Regions from separate parts of the Homo sapiens genome. Here region 1 is linked to region 2. A link is an interaction called in ENCODE POLR2A ChIA-PET data of the cell type or tissue named here. Cell type or tissue: GM12878. All regions are shown on one strand. Each heading gives the region's core, and the rest is flanking DNA. Links, peaks and the distances in the headings are about the cores only.

What was found. Peaks named below come from ENCODE experiments on the same cell type or tissue, not always from the same donor. Only the 100,000 strongest peaks of a DNase experiment are listed, where the experiment ranks them.
Region 1: POLR2A ChIA-PET joins it to region 2 with 9 read pairs; 5 of 35 experiments call an interaction of 5 or more read pairs at or near these places.

Annotation. Positions count from the first base shown.
Region 1 is chr10:17,617,867-17,627,943 of GRCh38, reverse strand. No RefSeq gene overlaps it. Among named protein-coding and RNA genes, the nearest start is that of HACD1, 5.5 kb to the right of the region's middle. RefSeq lists a silencer at 4,870-5,092. In GM12878, for the core only: no CTCF peak of the experiment used is centred there; no DNase peak of the experiment used is centred there.
Region 2 is chr10:17,754,241-17,764,317 of GRCh38, reverse strand. All of the region lies in intron 1 of TMEM236 (transmembrane protein 236), which reads right to left. Among named protein-coding and RNA genes, the nearest start is that of TMEM236, 7.1 kb to the right of the region's middle. In GM12878, for the core only: no CTCF peak of the experiment used is centred there; a DNase peak (open chromatin) is centred at 7,337; H3K4me3 peaks cover 879 bases.

The DNA.
Region 1 (10,077 bases), core at 2,292-7,291, 130 kb after region 2:
AACTTCATCGAAATTAATAACTTCTGCCCTGTGAAAAGTACTGTCAAGAAAATTCTCCCACTGGCTCATGCCTGGAATCACAGCACTTTAGTGGGAGGATTGCTTGAGCTCAGGAATTCAAGACTGGCCTGGGCAACACAGTGAGACTCTGTTTCTAAAAAAATAAATAAATAAAAATTCTCCCATGAACTGGGAAAAAATATTTGCAAATCATATATCTGATAAAAGATTTTTACCTAGAAAATATATAGTAGTCTCAAAACTTAATAATTAAAGAAAGCAATTAATACACCACAAAATTCAGCAACAGGCAGAGTTGTGGTGGCTCACTCCTGTAAATCCCAGCGCTTTGGGAGGCCAAGGTGGGCAGATCACGAAGTCAGGAGTTCGAGACCAGCCTGGCCAACATGGCGAAACCCCATCTCCACTAAAAATACAAAAAAATTAGCCAGGTGTCGTAGCAGGCACCTGTAATCCCAGCTATTTGGGAGGCTGAGACAGGATAATCGCTTGAACCTGGGAGGCAGAGGTTGCAGTGAGCCGAGACCACACCACTGCACTCCAGCCTGAGCAACACAGCGAGACACTGTCTCAAAAAAAAAAATTAGCTGGGTATGGTAGCTTGCACCTGTAATCCCAGCTACTTGGGAGGCTGAGAGAGGAGAATCGCTTGAACCCGGGAGGCAGAGGTTGCAGTGAGCGGAGACCACACCATTGCACTCCAGCCTGGGCAACAGAGCGAGACTCTGTCTCAAAAAAAAAAAAAATTAGCTGGGTATGGTGGCTTGCACCTGTAATCCCAGCTACTTGGGAGGCTGAGACACGAGAATCACTTGAACCCGGGAGATGGAACTGAGATCGTGCCACTGCACGCCAGCCTGGGTGACAGAGTGAGACCCTGTCTAAAAAAAAAAAAAAAAGAAAGAAAAAAAAATTGGGCAGATTTGAACAGTAACTATACCAAGGAAAATATACAACTGACAAATAAGCACATGAAAAGCAACAGCATAATTAGTCATTAGGGAAGTGAAAATTAAAACCACAATGAAATAATACACCTATTAGAATGTCTAAAATTTCGAAGACTGACTACACCAAGTGTTGACTAGGATGTGGAGCAACTGAAACTCTCCTACACAGCTGATGGGAATGTAAAATGGTGCAACCACTTTAGAAAAACTGGAAAAATTTGAGAAGTGCATGTATGTGCTAGCTGTTTCCTTTCACCTCTTACTCTTAAGGGCAAGATGGGTCTCCAGCAGCTATACTAGAGCCACCTGTGAAACTGGCCAGGGTTCTTGCTCAAACCAGCATGATGTGATCCAAAAATACAGCTTCAATATGTTCCCCAGTATGCAAAGGATATAGGTTTCATTAAGTTGTACTAAGGGAACTTCCTTGAATGGATTATCCAGGTCATCCATCCCATGAAAGAAACCATGCTAACTCTTTGTGCAAAAAGTAAAAAATTTGTAAATCTCTTTAAAAAATTAGAAAACAGGCCAGGTGCGGTGGCTCATGCCTGTAATCCCAGCACTTTGGGAGGCCGAGGCAGGTGAATCACGAGGTCAGGAGATCGAGACCATCCTGGCTAACATGGCGAAACACCATCTCTACTAAAAATACAAAAAATTAGCCAGGCATGGTTGACGGCGCCTGTAATCCCAGCTACTCGGGAGGCTGAGGCAGAAGAATGGGTGAACCTGGAAGGCGGAGCTTGCAGTGAGCAGAGATCGCACCACTGCACTCCAGCCTGGATGACAGAGCGAGACTCCGTCTCAAAAAAAAAAAAAGTTAGAAAACAGTGTGGTTTCTTAAAAAGTTAGGCATACACTTACTATGTTACTCAGTCGTTCTGTGTTTCAGTATTTACCTAAAAGAAATGAAGGCGTATCTTTTTTTTTTTTTTTAAGATAGGGTATTGCTATGTTGCCCAGCCTGGCCTCAAATTCCTGGCCTCAAGCTATCCTCTAACCCTGGCCTCTCAAAGTGCTGGGACTATATGCATGAGCCACTATGCCCAGCTTGAAAGCATATCTTTATATAGGCTGGTACACAAATGTTCATGGATCCTTTATTTGTAACTGGAAAAAAACCCAAATGCTTTTGGTGAATGAATGGATAAACAAATTGTAGGATATCCATACGATGGAATAACTGCTCAGCAATAAAACAAAATAAACTGTTAATCTATGCACACATATGGATGAATCTCTATTTCAGGATCAGCAATATAATGTGTGGGGCCCAGTGCAAAAGGAAAATGTAGGTCTTCTTGTTCACAAAGCATTAAGAACTTCAAAAACAAAGACAGTGGAGCATTCAAAAAACCAGGGAGGCTTTCTCTTTTTTTTTTTCCTGAGACAGAGTCTCACTCTCTCACCCAGTCTGGAGTGCAGTGGTGCTATCTCGGCTCACTGCAAGCTCCACCTCCTGGGTTGAAGGGATTCTCCTGCCTCAGCCTCCCATGTAGCTGGGACTACAGGCGTGTGCCACCACACCCGGCTAATTTTTTGTATTTTTAGTAGAGACGGGATTTCATCGTGTTAGCCAGGATGGTCTCGATTTCCTGACCTCGTGATCTTCCTGCCTTGGCCTCCCAAAGTGCTGGGATTACAGTCATGAGGCACTGTGCCCAGCCCAAACAAGCACAGAGCCCTTGTCAGTGCAAGACTCTATGGACTACACAGATCACATGCCCATGGGCCAGCCAAGGACCAGCTCAGAGTAATTACCCCAAGTGAACAAAAAAACAAAGTCAACAAAGAGTACGTCTTGTATGATTCTATTTATACAACCTTCTTGCAAATGCAAACTACTCTGCAGTGATAGAAAGCAGATGAGTGGTTGCCAGGGGAGGAGGTGGGGATTACAAAAGGGCAGGAGGACACTTTTCCAGGTGATGGATATGTTCTCTGTCTTGATTGTGGTGAAAGTTTCACAGAGGACACATTCGTCAAAACTTATTAAATGGTATACTTTAAATATATGCAGTTTGTTCTATGTCATTTATAACTCCACAAAGCTGTTCAAAATTGCAAAACACTAATGGGTTTTTGAGAAGGATTTTTAAAAATATAGTTTGTGATCTCTCATATGCATTTCTTCTTCATAGACAAAACATACACAAGTGTAAATTAAGGAAAAGCAGAAAATGATATACAATTAAATGCCAAAAGAAACGATACATTATCACTACAAACTATTGGTATCACTACAAACTATTTGTGTCACTACAAACTGTTGGAAAAGCAGAAAATGATGTACAATGAAATGCCAAAAGAAACGACACATTATCACTACAAACTGTTGGAGAATTTAATGTACATTTAAGTGGTCAGGGAAAGACACTTAAAAGAATTGGGATTTGAAACATCTTTGAAGAATGAATGAGATTTTCAAAACATTCTTGTTTGTATAAGGGAAAACAGCAGCTTGGGGAGCAGTTGGGAAGGGAAAACAACAGGTTAGGGAGGGTGAACAGAAAGGAGATTTGGATTAAAGTCTCTCTAGGTCACTTTTTGGACAGGGAACAGACCTGCCTGGCTGGATCAGAGGATTTCCATGGCATGGACTAGGAGGTAATATTCCATTGGCCTCTATGGGCTTAGGTTATAAAAGAGAGCTCTCAATGCCTTTGTTCTAAAGGCAAGGGCTATTCCTTAGACTGGGAAAATAATATGATGTTTTGAGAAGTAAAATAAAGTTATATATGAGGTGCCATTCCAAACCTTATTTGCCCTCAGGACACCTTACCCTCAGTGGAGCTACCTACCTCAACTTTCTTTTCCCTACCTCAAAATATCTCTATCTCCATTTTCTTTATTCCTGTCTGAGAAAGAAGGATTTTTTTCTCTTTTTGAAATCTAATCCAGCCAGGTGTGGTGGCTCATGCCTGTAATCCTAACACTTTGGGAGGGCGAGGCAGGTGGATCACCTGAGATCAGGAATTTGAGACCAATCTGGCCAACATGGCAAAAACCCATCTCTACTAAAAATACAAAAATTAGCTGGATGTGGTGGTGGGTGCCTGGAATCCCAGCTAATCGGGAGAATCGCTGGACCCATGAGGCAGATGTTGCAGTGAGCCGAGATCATGCCACTGCACTCCAGCCTTGGAGACGAGTGAGACTTCGTGTCAAAAACAAAAACAAAAACAAAACCCTAATCTTTTCATCCATCTTCTTAATCCCTCATCATTCCACTGTCGGAGCCATCTTGCTTCATAAAATAGCCCATTCCAAATAGATAATCAATCTCTCCCTCTTTCATGACACCTTCGGCAAATAAAAAACAACGAATAAAATCTTATTTTCATTCTCTTGTTATCTTAATATATCTCCTTATTCATGTCTTTTGCAGCAACTTGGATGGAGCTGGAGGCCATTATTCTAAGTGAAGCAACCCAGGAATGGAAAACCAAATACCATATATTCTCACTCATCATTGGGAGCTAAGCTATAGGTATGCAAAGGCACACAGAGTGGTGTAGTGAACAGTGGAGACTCAGAAGCAGGGAGGTGGGGAGGGCGTTGAGGGATTAAAAAAAACTACATATTGGGTACAACGTACACTACTCAGGTGACAGGTGCACTAAAATCTCAGACTTCACCACTATATGCTTCATTCATGAAACCAGAAACCACTTGTACCCCAAAAGCTAATTTTATTTTATTTTATTTATTTGTTTATTTATTTTTGAGACGGAGTCTCGCTTGTCTCCCAGTCTCAGCTCACTGCAAGCTCCGCCTTCCGGGTTCACGTCATTCTCCTGCCTCAGCCTCCCGAGTAGCAGGAATTACAGGCCCCCGCCACCACGCCCAGCTAATTTTTTGTATTTTTAGTAGAGACGGGGTTTCAGTGTGTTAGCCAGGATGGTCTCGATCTCCCGACCTCATGATCCGCCCGCCTAGGCCTCCCAAAGTGCTGGGATTACAGGCGTGAGCCACTGCGCCCGGTCCTTTATTTTATTTTTTTAAGATATCTCCTTATTCATCCTGCTCTTCAGCTGAAACTGAAGTTCTCCTCACCATCCACTTTCCAACGACTATTGCCACCCACCCAGTTCTGGTCTTTCTTACTTATCTCCTAGACTACAGCTCTCATTTCTTGCATCCCCTCATACCAATTTATTTGATACACTGCTGCAAAATTAATTGTTTTTTTGAGACAGAGTCTCACTCTGTCACCCAGGCTGGAGTGCAGTGGTGCCATCTCCGCTCATTGCAACCTCTCCTTCCTAGATTCAAGCGATTCTCCCGCCTCAGCCTCCTGAGTAGCTGGGATTATAGGTGCACGCCATCACGCTTCACTAATTTTTGTATTTTTAGTAAAGACGGGGTTTCCCATGTTGGCCAGGCTGGTCTTGAATCCCTGACCTCAGGTGATCTGCCCACCTCAGCCTCCCAAAGTGCTGAGATTATAGGGGTGACCCACAGCGCCCGGCCCAAATTAATCTTTGAGAACAGAGTTTCTTCGCTGTGGTTTTCATACTGAAAATCTTTAGAAGCTCATACTGCCTTTTAAAATAGAGTGGTTCTCCCTGTGTATCTATTTTATCCTTCTTCTCTAATACCTCTAACATTTCGTTAATCTGCACGACTCACTTCTCCTCAAACTTGTTTGTTTTTCCCGCCCCCGTGTTCATGATCAGCTCTCAGCCTGCAATACCCTCTGCGATTTGTTGAAATCATACTTATTCTTTAAGCATTTAAAAGTGATTTCTTGCATGAGTCATTGTCTGATTCTCCAAACAAATTACATTTTTCGACAGCTCTTTAGCTCCCAAAGCACTTTGTAATCCTCTTTCCAAATTTATTATATTCTGCAATTCATAATAGAACACGGGCTTTGGAGTCAGTGGTCCTTCAAAATCACCGCCCATTGGCTGAGAAGCTTGGGCAAGTTTCTTAACTTCTCCAGGCTTCAATGAGCTCATTTGTAAAATGTGGATAGTAATACCTGAAAAGATTGTGTGGATTAAATCAGCTGAAGTGTCTGGCACATGAGAGGTGGCATGTTAATAACATATCTTAGAATATATTAATTTGTATGAAATTCTTATCCATTTTATAACAATTGTTAGCTTCATGAAAACAGGCTCCATGTTTCACTCATTTTGGTATCACCTATTTCTACATAGTACATGGTAAATTCACATTTTATAGGGACGATTTTATAAATCTGTTGAAATATTATTTATTCTTAGGGCATTTAAAAGTTTATTTTTCAAAATGTTATTACATTGAACTTTGTAACATGCATTACTGTTGTGAAAATGAGTTCTATCTTGTGGCAGATTCGATGCTTTAAAGGAATATTTGGTAGGGAAACTATTAACTGCAAAATACGAAGGCATTCTGCCACAACATTTGGGTTTCATGTTAAACATATCAGTATTATAAATTCTACACGTTAAAATATGTAGTGTTCATGGCATTTATAAATCAATTTTAATAATTTATACTCAACGAAATGAATCTATCTTATGTGTTCAGTATGATGAGATTTTTTTTTTTTTTGAGACGAGTCTCTGTTGCCCAGACCAGAGTTCAGCGGCATGATCTCGGCTCACTGCAACCTCTGCCTGCAGGTTCAAGCGATTCTCATCCCTCAGCCTCCCGAATAGCTGGGACTACAGGCGTGCACCACCACGCCTGGCTAATTTTTGTATTTTTAGTAGAGACGGTGTTTCACCATGTTTGCCATGCTGGTCTCGAACTCTTGACTTCAGATGATCTGCCCACCTCAGCCTCCCAAAGTGCTGGTATTACAGGCATGAACCACTGTACCCGGCCGGTATGATGAGTTGCAACAAATATGTAGAGCTGTGTAACCACCACAATCAACATGGTGAACATTCACACTACTACAAAAGCTTTCCTGTATTTATTCTTAGTCTAGTCTCCCTACAGGAATCCCCAACTTCAGGAAACAACCTTTTTTGTTTTCTGTCCGTTTAGATTAGATTTTGCTTTTCTAGAGTTTTATATAAAAGTAATCATATACTATATAATATTTTGTGTCTGGCTTCTTTTGCTCAGCACAAAGTTAATGAGATTCATTCATGTGCCATGTACAATAGTATGTTCCTTTTTATTGCTGAGTAATATTCCATTGTATGAATACACTACAATTTGTTTATTCATTCACACATTGATGGACACATGAGTTATTTTCAGTTTGAATTACTATTACTAAAGCTGCTATGAACATTTGGTTTCAAGACTTAGTGTAGACATATGTTTTTATTTCTCTTGGTTAAATACCAAGAGTGAAATTACTGGATCATATGCTAAGTAAGTGTATATTGATGTAAGAAATTGCCAAATTATATTCCAAAGCAGTATTCTTTTTAGCCTTGTATGAGAATGCCAATCCCTGCTAACATTTTAAAATATTAGCCACTTGAGTGGTTGTGTGGTGCTATCTCATTGTGGGTTTAATTTGCATTTCCCAAATGACTAATAAGATTCAGCACTTTTGCATGTGCTATTGGGCATTTCTTTTTTACTTTTTTTTTTTGAGATGGAGTTTTGCTCTTGTAGCCCAGGCTGGAGTGCAGTGGTGCCATCTCGGCTCACTGCAACCTCCGCCTCCCAGGTTCAAGTGATTCTCCTGCCTCAGACTCCCAAGTAGCTGGGATTACAGGGGCGTGCCACTACGCCCAGCTAATTTTTGTATTTTTAGTAGAGACGGAGTTTTGCCATGTTGACCAAGGTGGTCTCAAACTCCTGACCTCAGGTGATCCGCCTGCCTTAGCCTCCCCAAATGCTGAGATTACAGGCGTGAGCCACAGTGCCTGGCCGGCTATTGGCCATTTCTATATCTTTGTGAAGTGTGTATTCAAATCTTTTGCTCATTTCAAAAAATTGAATTGTTTTATTAAGTTGTAAGCTTTCATTATATGTTCCAGATACAAATTCCTTGTTAGAGACATCTGTCGTGAATATTTTCACTTTTTTAATGTTGTCTTGAAAACACAGATGTTTCCCATTTTGATGAAGTTCAATCTGTCTTTTATTTCCTTTTTATGATTAGTGCTTTTTTCTACCTCCAAAATCTTCACCTTCCCCAAAGTCACAAAGATTGTTCTGTATTTTCTTAGAAATTATGTAATTATAGCTTCATGATTAGGTCTGTCATTCATTTCAACTTAATATTTATCTATGGTGTGAGGTAAGATTTATTTTTTGATATGGGTATCCAGTCATTTCATTTACTGAAAAGATTATATTTTCCACATGGAAATTACCTTAGCTTCTTATAAAAATCAATTGACCACATACATATGGGTCTATCCCTGGACTTGATTCTGTTTCACTGATTTCTATGTCTCACCTTATGTGTACCACAGTGTGTTGAAAACTAGTTTTATAGTAAGTCTTTAAACCAGATGTATATGTGCTCCAACTTTCTTCTTCCTATGTACCTCTGCATGAATTTTATAGTTAGCTTGTCAAGTTAAAAAAAAATCTGCTGGGATTTGGAGAGAATTGACATTTAACAGTATGGAGTCTTCCAATTCATGAACAGGCAACAGCTATTTATTTAGATCTTTCATTTCTCTCAGCAGAGATTTATAGTTTTGAGCAATGATTTATAATTTTCAGTGTATACGTCTCACACATATTTTGTGAAATTTATGCCTATATAGTTCATGTTTTTGGATGCTGATTAACGTTGTATGGTTTATTTTAAATTTCATTTTCCAGTTGTTCCGTGTACACATGTAGAAAAACAATTGATTTTTGTTATGTTGATCTTGTAGTTCCAGGAGGTTTTTTTTTTTTAGGATTCCTCGAGATTCCTGGGATTTTCTAGGAAACACATTGCTCTCATTTGCAAACAGTTTTACTTCTTTCTTCCCTTTATTTTATTTTTATTCTTTTTCGAAAAGAAGTCTCGCTCTGTCACCCAGGCTGGAGTGCAATGGGGCGATCTCAAATCACTGCAACCTGTGCCTCCTGGGTTCAAGCGATTCTCCTGCCTCAACTCCTGAGTAGCTGGGATTACAGGCGCCCGCCACCATGCCCCGCTAATTTTTGTATTTTTAGTAGAGACGGGGTTTCACCATGTTAGTCAGGCTGGCCTCAAACTCCTGACCTCAAGTGATCTGCCTACCTCGGCCTCCCAAAGTGCTAGGATTACAGGGGTGAGCCACCACACCCAGCCTTCCTTTCCTTTTTTTTTTATTTTTTTGAGACAGAGTCTCACTCTGTCGTCCAGGCTGGAGTGCAACGGGCGATCTCTGCTCACGATTTTTAAAAATTATTTCCACTAAGGAAACTGAGGCATGGATAGGTTACGTTGTCCAAGTTCACACAGCTAATAAAATGGGAGGATTCAGGAATTTGGGGGTTGTATTTCAGTAGGTGCAAGGAATTTCAAAAGGTAATGTCATCAGTTAAGGCAGGAACCGGCCACACTTCTTTAGTGATTCTTCAGTTACTTTAGGCCATCTGGATGTATACGTGCAGGTCACAGGGGATATAATGGCTTAGCTTGGGCTCAGAGGCCTGACACTTGGTAAATAGACACACACACAGACACACAGACACACAGACACACACACACACACACACACACGCTCCGGTAAAATTCACACAAGTGAGGCCGGGTGCGGTGGCTCACGCCTGTAATCCCAGCACTTTGGGAAGCCAAGGCGGGTGGATCACTTGAGGCCAGGAGTTCGGGACCAGCCTGGCAAACGTGGTGAAACCGTCTCTACTAAAAATAACAAAAATTAGCCGGGCGTGGTGGTGCATGACTGTAGTTCCAGCTACTCGGGAGGCTGAGGCAGGAGAATCTCTTGAATCAGGGAGGCGGAGGTTGCAGTGAGCCGAGATCACAACACTGCACTCCAGACTGTAAAAAAAAAAAAAAATAAGAAATGAAAAAGGAAAAAAAAATCACTCAAGTGGGACGGTCTTCTCACTGTTGGAAGACCTGTTGGACTCGCTAGTAAACGGGAAACAGGGCGAAATAGGCGTTTCTTCCCCAGAAGCTCTTAAGAATGAATGAATGTTTGGCCCAGCGCTGTGGCTCAGGCTTGTAATCACAGAACTTTGGAAGGCA
Region 2 (10,077 bases), core at 4,942-9,941:
TGAGAGGGACCCTCCTAGGAATGGGACCTATTAACGATGAACTCAGTAAGCTCAGCCACATTGGGTTACAAATTCCTGTTTGTGCAGCAAGGATTCTGGCCCTGAGATTTCTCATAGAGGAAGCATGGTGGGTGGAAAGGATCAGATGAGAACTTGGGAGATGACACTCTGCTCAGAAACATAAAACTTTTTACCTAACTCATGAAGTTAACGTTTCCCTGCCCATCTTTCAAGGCTCTCCAAAATCTAGTATTAACATTCCAACATATATTAACACTCAGCTCTTTACGACAACTCAATGAGTTCATATCATGCCACAGGCTAAGCGCTACAGGAAATAATTTTACATACGACAACCCCACAACAACCCTCTGAGTGAGGTATCAACCCTTTTTTTACAGGTGATGAAACTGAGGTTGAAGGCTGAATTAATTTGCCCAAGATCCTGTGGCTGGGAAGTGAAAGATGAATTCTAATCCAGGTCTTGAGGACTCCAAAACTCACGCCCCTAACCACTCTGCGATGCTGCCAACCCATTTCTCACCACCTGCTCCTTTCTAAGCAAGTAGGTCTTTTCCCACCTCTTAAATAATTCACTATATCAACTCATTCCTCATACTCATCCTCCTCCTCTGGATGCCCTCCCACACCCATCTTTCCAAGCTCAGTGAAAATCAAGATTTCCTTATGAGACTTTCTCTGATTACTCCAAAGCACAGTGTTTTTCTAATAAGCCTGAGTCCATAAACCACATGTGCTAAAAAGCTGCTGACTTCAAGGCACTGTAGTGGGCTGATGGGGCAGGGTAGAAAGGGATGGGTAGGAAGGATGAATCAAATAGGACATCTCCCTTACTGTCAGCATTGAGGGTTTTCTTTTCTTTTTTTAATAGAAAGACAGGGTCTTGCTATGTTGCTGAAGCTGGTTTCAAACTCCTGGCCTCAAGTGATCCTCCCACCTCAGCCTCCCAAGTAACAGAGACTACAGTCATGCACCACCATGCCCAGGTAACTTTTTTTTTAACGTCCTGTAGAGACAGGGTCTCGCTGTGTTGCCCAGGGTGGTCTCAAACTCCTGCTCTCAAGCAATCTTCTTGCCTCAGCCTACCAAGTCTGTGCCCAGTAAGCACTAAGTTTTGATGATGCTCTTCTCTGGGATATTAAAGGACTAGTGGTGGGTCACATAAAATTTGGTGGTTTGTTATAAATTGGTTTATATCATTTTCTAGTTTCTTCATATGCAACTATCCAGACTCCACAGTGGACTACAGAGTCCCTGAGGATGGAGGCAGTACCTGAGCACAAAGGCTTGTACCTGCAGTAGCCTGGAAATAATGCTGGCTAACATGAAGAATTCGTGTAGGGAGGCTGGGCATGGTGGCTCATGTCTATAATCCAAGCACTTTGGGAGGCCGAGGCAGATGGATTGCCTGAGTTCAGGAGTTCGAGACCAGCCGGGCAACCTAGCAAATCCTGTCTCTACAGGAAATTTAAAAATTAGTCAGGTGTCATAGTGCACACCTGTAGCCCAGCTACTCAGGGAGGATCACTTGAGCCTGGGAAGTTGAGGCTGGAGTGAGCTATGATCATGCCACTGCACTCCAACCCGGGTGACAGAGCAAGACCCTGTCTCGACAAAAACCTAAATATATATATTTATATATAATAAAACCTAAATATATATATATATGTATGTGTGTATATATATATATATATATATATATATATATATATATATATATATGAAATTCAGATAGGTAAATATATACCTATTTAAACAAACCCATAGAGCAGACTCATGGATCACTATTAACCCAGAGGATTTCTAGTAAAACTAGGTTTAGTCAATCATACACTCTGTTATGAAATAGGTGACATCATTGCAGTGGAAGCCAATTGCATTATATCAATACACGAAGTCAGTAGCCACATCAAGAGGACATCAGGGTGTCACTGAGATAATATCGAGGCATTAAAAATCCAGCCAGCATCCCAAGGAGACTTTCAAAAGAGTCAAAGGTCCAGAAATCATGGGATAGGAATGGTTGATGGAACTCTGCCCATTGGAGAAGAGAAAACTTAGCAGACTGAGATGTGGCGTGGTTGAGATGGCAGAATGATGCCACTGCCTTCAAATGTTGCAAAAATTTAACAAGGATACAGTAAGCTCAGAGAAGTCACCCCTGGAGACACAATTTGGGGAGCTGTCACCATACAAGTGGCAGTTTATATTATGCGAGCTGATGGGAGTGTTCAAAAAGCAATAGAAATGGGGAATTAGGCAGTAATGTGACAGCTCCTGGCCATGGAGAAAGAAAGGGCAGAGGAGGTGAAGTCTACAAAGTGGATGAGAAAGAGAGCTATATAGTGATAGGTATTGTTTCAACACAAGGTAATAAAGAAGGCTGTTCTACGAAGAGCCACAGAAAGTAGTGAGTTCTCTGTAGAATCAGAGGTATTTGTATTGTGAGAAATCATTTTGAAGACGAACAGTAAGAGTTTGCCCAGCTCCAGGATTCTGTGGAATAATGTCAATATTTGATTTACAAGCAAGGGGAAGAGGAGATTTTTAAGGGGTGCGGCTGAGATACAGAAAACTTCCTTTTCTTTTTTTTTTTTTTTTTTGAGACATAGTCTCACTCTGTCACCCAGGCTGGAGTGCAGTGGCACGATCTCAGCTCACTGCAAACTCTGCCTCCCGGGTTCCAGCGATTCTCCTGCCTCAGCCTCCTGAGTACCGGGGACTACAGGCATGAGCCACCACACCCAGCTAACTTTTGTATTTTTTAGTAGAGATGGGGTTCCACCATGTTGGCCAGGCTGGTTTTGAACTCCAGACCTCAAGTGATCCATCCGCCTCGGCCTCCCAAAGTGCTAGGATTACAGGTGTGAACCAGCACGCCTGGCCCAGAAAACTTTTTTTAAGGAGAGAATTACCTTATTGACAAGGACTGGGAGGGAATGCAGGGGGGAGAAAAGAAGCAAGAGGCAAGAAGACCAGTGGGTGAAGGTTGCCAGAGCCCAAACGTTAGTTAATGAAATGGTCTTCATTTTTCCTTGAACAGAAACAATCAGGACGAATCAGGTCTGACACTGGATTTGAATATATGAAAATTTGGGGGACCACGTCAGAAACTCAAGTTTTGATGGTCTGGAAATAAGGGCCTAATTGGGATGAGAGAAACAGCCATGGAGAACAAGGAGCTGATGCAAGAGAGAGGAAGAGGAAGAATTACCAGAATGTGGTGACTTCCTGCATAGGATAAGGAGAGAAAAGAAAAAGTAAATAAGCTCGTGCTGGTTTACAGTGTGATACGGCTTGGCTGGGTCTCTACCCAAATCTCATCTTGAATTGTAGCTCCCAGAATTCCCACATGTCATGGGAGGGACCTGGTGGGAGGTAATTGAATAATGGGGGCGGGTCTTTCCTGTGCTGTTCTTGTGACAGTGAATACGTTTCACGGATCTGATGGTTTTATAAAGGGGAGTTGCCCTGCACATGCACTCTTGCCTGCTGCCATGTAAGACATGACTTTACTCCTTATTTGCCTTCAGCCATTATTGTGAGGCCTCCCCAGCGATGTGGAACTGTGAGTCCATCAAACCTCTTTCCTTTATAAATTACCCAGTCTCAGGTATGTCTTTATTACCAGCATGAGAACAGACTAATACACTGGATATAGTAGGGCAAGGAAGATAAAGCCTGCAGTCAACTATGACAAAATTATTGATCTTTTTCATGTATAATGCCCAAGACCAAACTGTAAAGGAAATGTGGATAGCTTAAACTACGTGAAAAATAAAAATTCTCCATATCAAAAACACCAAAGTAAAATTAAAAGACTAATGATAACTCTGAAATGTATGCTACATCAAATTCAACATACTTATTGTTTGATGATCTTGTGCAATTTAAGCAAATGAACATCCTTAATGTTTACAGAACTCGTAAATCAGTAGCAAAAAAAAAAAATGGACATACCAACAGAAAAAGAGATCAAGGACAAAAATATATGATTTTTAGAAAATACAAATAGTCAATAAATCTATGAGAAAATGTTAAACATGGTAGATAACAGATTCACTAAGAGAAACTGGAGTGTTCTGAGAAGTAACTGGTAAGCAGCAGTGTTTAGTTAATGGGGTCTTACCAATTAATGATCTCTCAGAGGTGCTGAAAGGTGAGTTCCATTTCCTTCAGGTTAGCCCGTGTGTCCAGCAGTGCACAGATGTCACTAGTGCTGTGTGTTTCAGTTGTCAGGGCCAGCGCGGAGCAGTGAGGTGCTCAAGGCTCCCTCGGGGCAATCTTTTTTTTTTTTTTTTTTTTTTTTTTTTTGAGACGGAGTCTCGCTCTTTCGTCCAGGCCGGACTGCAGCGGCGCTATCTCGGCTCACTGCAAGCTCCGCCTCCCGGGTTCACGCCATTCTCCTGCCTCAGCCTCCCGAGTAGCTGGGACTATACAGGCGTCCACCACCACGCCCGGCTCATTTTTCTGTATTTTTAGTAGAGACGGGGTTTCACCGTGTTAGCCAGGATGGTCCCCTTGGGGCAGTCTTGACTCAACTACTCATTGGCTCTGTGATCTTCTAACTCCTGTGCCTCAATCTCCTCATTTCTAAAGGGGAGACTATCATTGTTCTTGCATATCAAGATTCGCAAATCAACTAAAATAATACAGACAATGTGTTTAAAATTATGCCTGGTACATAGTACTTGCTCAATAAATATTTGCTCTTACTTTACTGCAACTACAACAGCTACTACTACTATGATCACCACCACCGTTACCTAAAGCAGATCAAGAGCAAAATCTCATGGAATATGTTAAAACCTTAAGCCAGGTAAAATGTTGCCCAAAATGGTCTTTTAAACTTGCCCTGCCCAGGATTCCTGACGTGTTCATAGTCTGAATTAATTGTACTCCAAAGGACTCAAAAGAACACCCAAAATATAGCTCTAGGTCCCAAGACAGTCTGGGAACCTCCACAAATATTCTAGGATTATCCTACTGCCAATGTACCTTCTCAATGAAGATCTGCTCCAGTTTCAGGCTAGCCTTGTAGCTCAATGTTATCACACATCTACTGATATTCCAGGAAAATAACTCTCTTATTTCCTGGAATACACAGTTTGGTGTGTATATAAATAGCTTTCTTCATTCCCCCAACCATCTCACTTGTTTATTATGAATTCTGGCAGGCATCCCTAGAATGGAGCCATAATTCCAGAAAAATCAGGAAGTGTTAATGAGAGAAGGGGAAAGTACTGGATTAAAGTTCAGCCTCCAGTACATTTTAAGCTCTCTGAAATTGTTTCCTCCCTCATAAAATGGGAATTATGTCTGCTTGGTCAACTTTACAACACTGGCATGGAGGCCTAGTGAGAACATGAAATGAAAACCATAACATAATAAAACATAAATATGACATAAAATAACACATAATACCTCTGTTAATGTAAAACATTTCTGAGATACTAATGATCTCACCATTCTGGTGTTCATTCTTCTCAAAGAATAAAAGAAACCTACAAAATTCTCCAAAATCGAGGAATATTACTCACAGGATATATTTTCCTTCAGTTTTATTGCCACTTCTACCACTTTTCAGAGTCATTCTGAAGATTTAACACGATCACATTTTTAATGAAAATAGTAAATTCAGTTTGAGGTCATAACACTTATATTCAATGAATGATTACTACAGACCAGTTGCTATGCTAGGAACTTTACACGCATGATCTTATGAAATTTCTTAAAACAGCACTCCAAGAAAGAAACTAAGTTGTCTCTGTTTTGCTCACGAAAAAATTAAGGCTCAAAGAATTCAAATAACTCACATAAGGTTTCATGGTCAATGTCAAGGCTAGGATTTGAATCCAGGCCAGTTTTCCTTTACATATATTCCTGGGGCACACCATTTACTGACTGATGACTCACTCTCTCCTGAAGACCAGCCTCACAGGGCTCATGACACCAGCCTGGACCTTCAGGGAAGCTCTCAGATAAGCCTCATCAACATCAAATCATGAATGTTCAGGGTCTATGAAATTTCACATAAACAACTATTTGACTATTCCTCAAAAATAATTCATATGCTCAATCCTTACTTTGTCTAGTAGCAATTATTTTTGCATCATCTTCATGTAGCAATCAAGACATGACACCCTATATATTACCCCATATATTATAAGAGCCAAATGCACTCTGGGTGAAATTATGTTAATGACATTAAAAGCACTGCATTTTTCTGGCTGCACCTGGTGGCTTACGCCTGTAATCCCAGCACTTTGGGAGACCAAAGTGGGCGGATCACTTGAGGTCAGGAGTTGGAGACTAGCCTGGCCAATATGGTGAAACTGTGCCTCTACTAAAAATAAAAAAATTAGCCAGGCGTGGTGGCGCACACCTGTAATCCCAGCTACTCAGGAGGCTGAGATGAGACAATAGCTTAAACCCCAGAGGTGGAGGTTGCAGTGAGCGGATATCATGCCACTGCATTCTAGCCTGGGCAACAGAGTAAGACTTCATCTCAAAAAACACAAAACAAAACAAATAAACAAAAAAAGCATTGCATTTTTCTTGAAACACACCTGGCATTCAAAGTCAGAAAAAATAAAGGAAAAGAAAATTGTATGAGATACAGGAAATTGTATGGAATCAGACAGACCTAGGCTCACAAATCCTAGCTCCCCCATTACATAGCTTTTTTTTTTTTTTTTGAGACAGGGTTTTGCTGTGTGACCCAGGCTAGAGTGCAGTGGCATGATCTCAACACACTGCAGCCTTGATCTCCAGGGCTCAAGTGATCGTCCCCCTTTAGCTCCCAGAGCAGCTGAGACTACAGTCACGTACCACCATGCCTGGCTAATTTTTTAATTTTTTTGTAGAGACAGGGTCTCACTACGTTGCCTAGGCTGGTCTTGAACTCCTGTGCTCAAGCGATCCTCACACCTAAGCCTCTCAAAGTCTTGGGATTACAGGCAGGAGCTACCATGCCTGGCTCCACTTGCTAGCTTTATCAGTTGACAAAGTTAATTACTTCAAGTTTCAGTTTCTTTGTCTATAAAATGAGAACTTTAGCATGTACACTTCGCTGAGTTGTTGTAAAGTTTAAACTTAACAGTACAGAAGGTGTAAAGCTCCTAGAACAGTGCTCAGTGGCTGCTTCTCTTCTATGCCAGTAAAAGATAACTATATGATAATGCTCACGAATGTGGCCAGAAGGAAACAGTTTCAGTTTCACTGAAATTACAGATAACCTGTCCACTGTCTAAACACTATTTAAAACACGTGTGGCCAGCAACACCGGCAAAACAGAAACTAAAGACTGGAAGTGTATTTCCCAAAAGAAATCACTGAGAGATGTAGTCATGACAACCCGAAACACTTTAGCACAGGGGAGGTACCTGAGCCAGATGCACAACATGAAATCTGAACAGACACCAGAGATGACTGGTATACCACATGCACTAAGGGGCAGAAACAAAAGCCTACTCTGTTCCTTAACTCTCAATTGCCCCAGGAGAATGGGACCTTGTCCTTCAAAGAGGCAGTTTGGGACAGTGGCTAGAAGTACCCATTATGGAGTCAGGTAGACCTAGGTCCAAAGTCTGCCTCTTCCACTCTGTCTAGTTCACTGACTTTGGGAGAGCTGCTGAAACTCTCTAATCGGCAATTTTCTCTAGGCAATAATAACGATAAACTCATAAAAATTCTACTTTAGGCTGGGCACAGTGGTTCATGCCCGTAATCCCAGCACTTTGGGAGGCTGAGGCGGGCAGATCACTTGAGGTCAGGAGTTCGAGACCAGCCTGGCCAACATGGGGAAAATCCATCTCTACTAAAAATACAAAAATTAGTCGGGTGTGGTCGTGCACAACTGTAATCCCCACTACTCAGGAGGCTGAGGCAAGAGAATCGTGTGAACCTGGGAGGCAGAGGTACAGGGAGCCTAGATCGCTCCTCTGCACTCCAGCCTGGGCAACAGAGCTAGACTCCATCTCAAAAAGAAAAAAAATACTTTATGAGGTGAAGTAGATATTTCTCTGTCTTTTTGTTTTTCAGAGTTGGGGGTCTCCATCTGTCACCCAGGCTAGAGTGCAGTGGCACAATCATAGATCACTGCAGGCTCAAACTCCTGGGCTCAAGCCAACCTCTTGAATAGCTGGGACTACAGGCGTGCACCACCACATCCTGCTGATTTTGTAATGTTTTGTAGAGACGAGGTCTCACTATGTTGCCCAGGCTGATCTCTAACTCTGGGCTTCAATCAATCCTCCCACCTTGGCCTCCCAAAGTGTTGGGATTAAAGGTGTAAGCCACTGTGCCTGGCCTATGAAGTACGTGTTTCTGTACCACCTCATATCAGTACTTACATGGCACATAATCAGTGATCTATAAAGAATCAATTATAGCCTAATAATAATAACAGTAAGTTATATGGGAAGGTTTGCTGCCTAAATGACATTCAGAATCTAGAGTCTTAGGGATTTGAGTCAATGTGAAAACAAAAAACCAAAATACAAAAAAACCCAAGAGCTTCTTCCTGGGCTGTGGTGGGCCAGTTTCCCATTGGTTTATTCCTGTTGTCATTTGAACCTTCCACCATTCCCTCAAAATTCCAACCCAGCCAGGAATCTTGGACAGTCAAAGCCACCCCTACAGGGTGTGAGAGGTGGAGGGTCAAGCCCAGCTCCAAGCTACCCCTTAGGTGACCCTGGGGCTCTGGTCAAGGTTTGGAAAGCCCCTAAACCCTACTGATAAAAGCAGTGCCAACAACATAATGCTTTATTTCCAGAAACCCCTTAAGACCCCTGCTTTCGGGAAAATGAAAGTCTCCTGGCAAGGTTCGCAGAAGTAGCCACATCTGGGATCGGTACCTAAAGACAGCACCATGAACTTCACATGTCAGCTCTCCATCAGCATCCTCCCAACCTCAGCAATGGTATTTCTAGCTCTATTGCAGAGTCTATTATTTTTACATTTCTGCCCTTGCGTGGATGTGCAAATTCCCAGTGCCTCACTTTTCACATGTGTTCTATGTCATTCGCTTTCAAAATAAAACATCGGCCGGGAGCAGTGGCTTATGCCTATAATCCCAGCACTTTGGGAGGCCGAGGCAGGCAGATCACCTGAGGTCAGGAATTCAAGACCAGCATGGCCAACATGAAGAAACCCTGTCTCTATTAAAAATACAAAAAAAAAAAAAAACATTAGCCGGGAGTGGTGGCAGGACCCTGTAATCCCAGCAACTCAGGAGGCTGAGGCAGGATAATTGCTTGAACCCAGGAGGCGGAAGTTGCAGTGAGCTGAGATCGTGCCACTGCACTCCAGCCTGGACAATAAGAGTGAAACTCTGTCTCAAATAAATAAATAAATAAATAAATAAATAAAACATCAGTATGAAAGAAAAATTAGCTTATATTAACTTATTAAAGAAAAGAGAGAAGTCCAAGATGAGTAAGAATCAGATCTGAAGATCTAAAAGGAAAAATACATTAATATCAGAGACTATTTGTTCTCAATACCCTTATGTGGATCAGTATACCCATTAGCTAAACTGCTAGTTAAATTAACATTAAATCCTGATTTATTTAAAATATCTCTGTATTGTTATTGAAGTACTTTCCTCCCCTACAAGGGTAACAGAATTTACCAACACAGTAAATTATTTATTTTTAAAGTCTAAGTAGGCCAGCTTTGGCAGCTCACGCCTGTAATCTCAGCACTTTGGGAGGCCAAGACGGGTGGATTGTTTGAGCCCAGGAGTTTGGAACCAGCCTGAGCAATGTGGCAAAACCTCATCTTTATAAAAAACACAAAAAAAGTAGCCGGGTGTGGTGGTGTGCACCTGTAGTCCCAGCTACTCAGGAGGTCGAGGTAGGAGGATCACCTGAGCCCCCTGGGGAGGTTGAGGCTGCTGTGAGCAATGATCACGCCACTGCACTCCAACCTGGGCAACAGAGCCACACCCAGTCTCAAAATAAAAAATAAGTAAATAAAAAGTCTAAAGGAACCAGTTGTTTTAAAAGTCGTAGTTAATGGTCAAAGTATGACGTAAGCCTGCAAAATGCAATG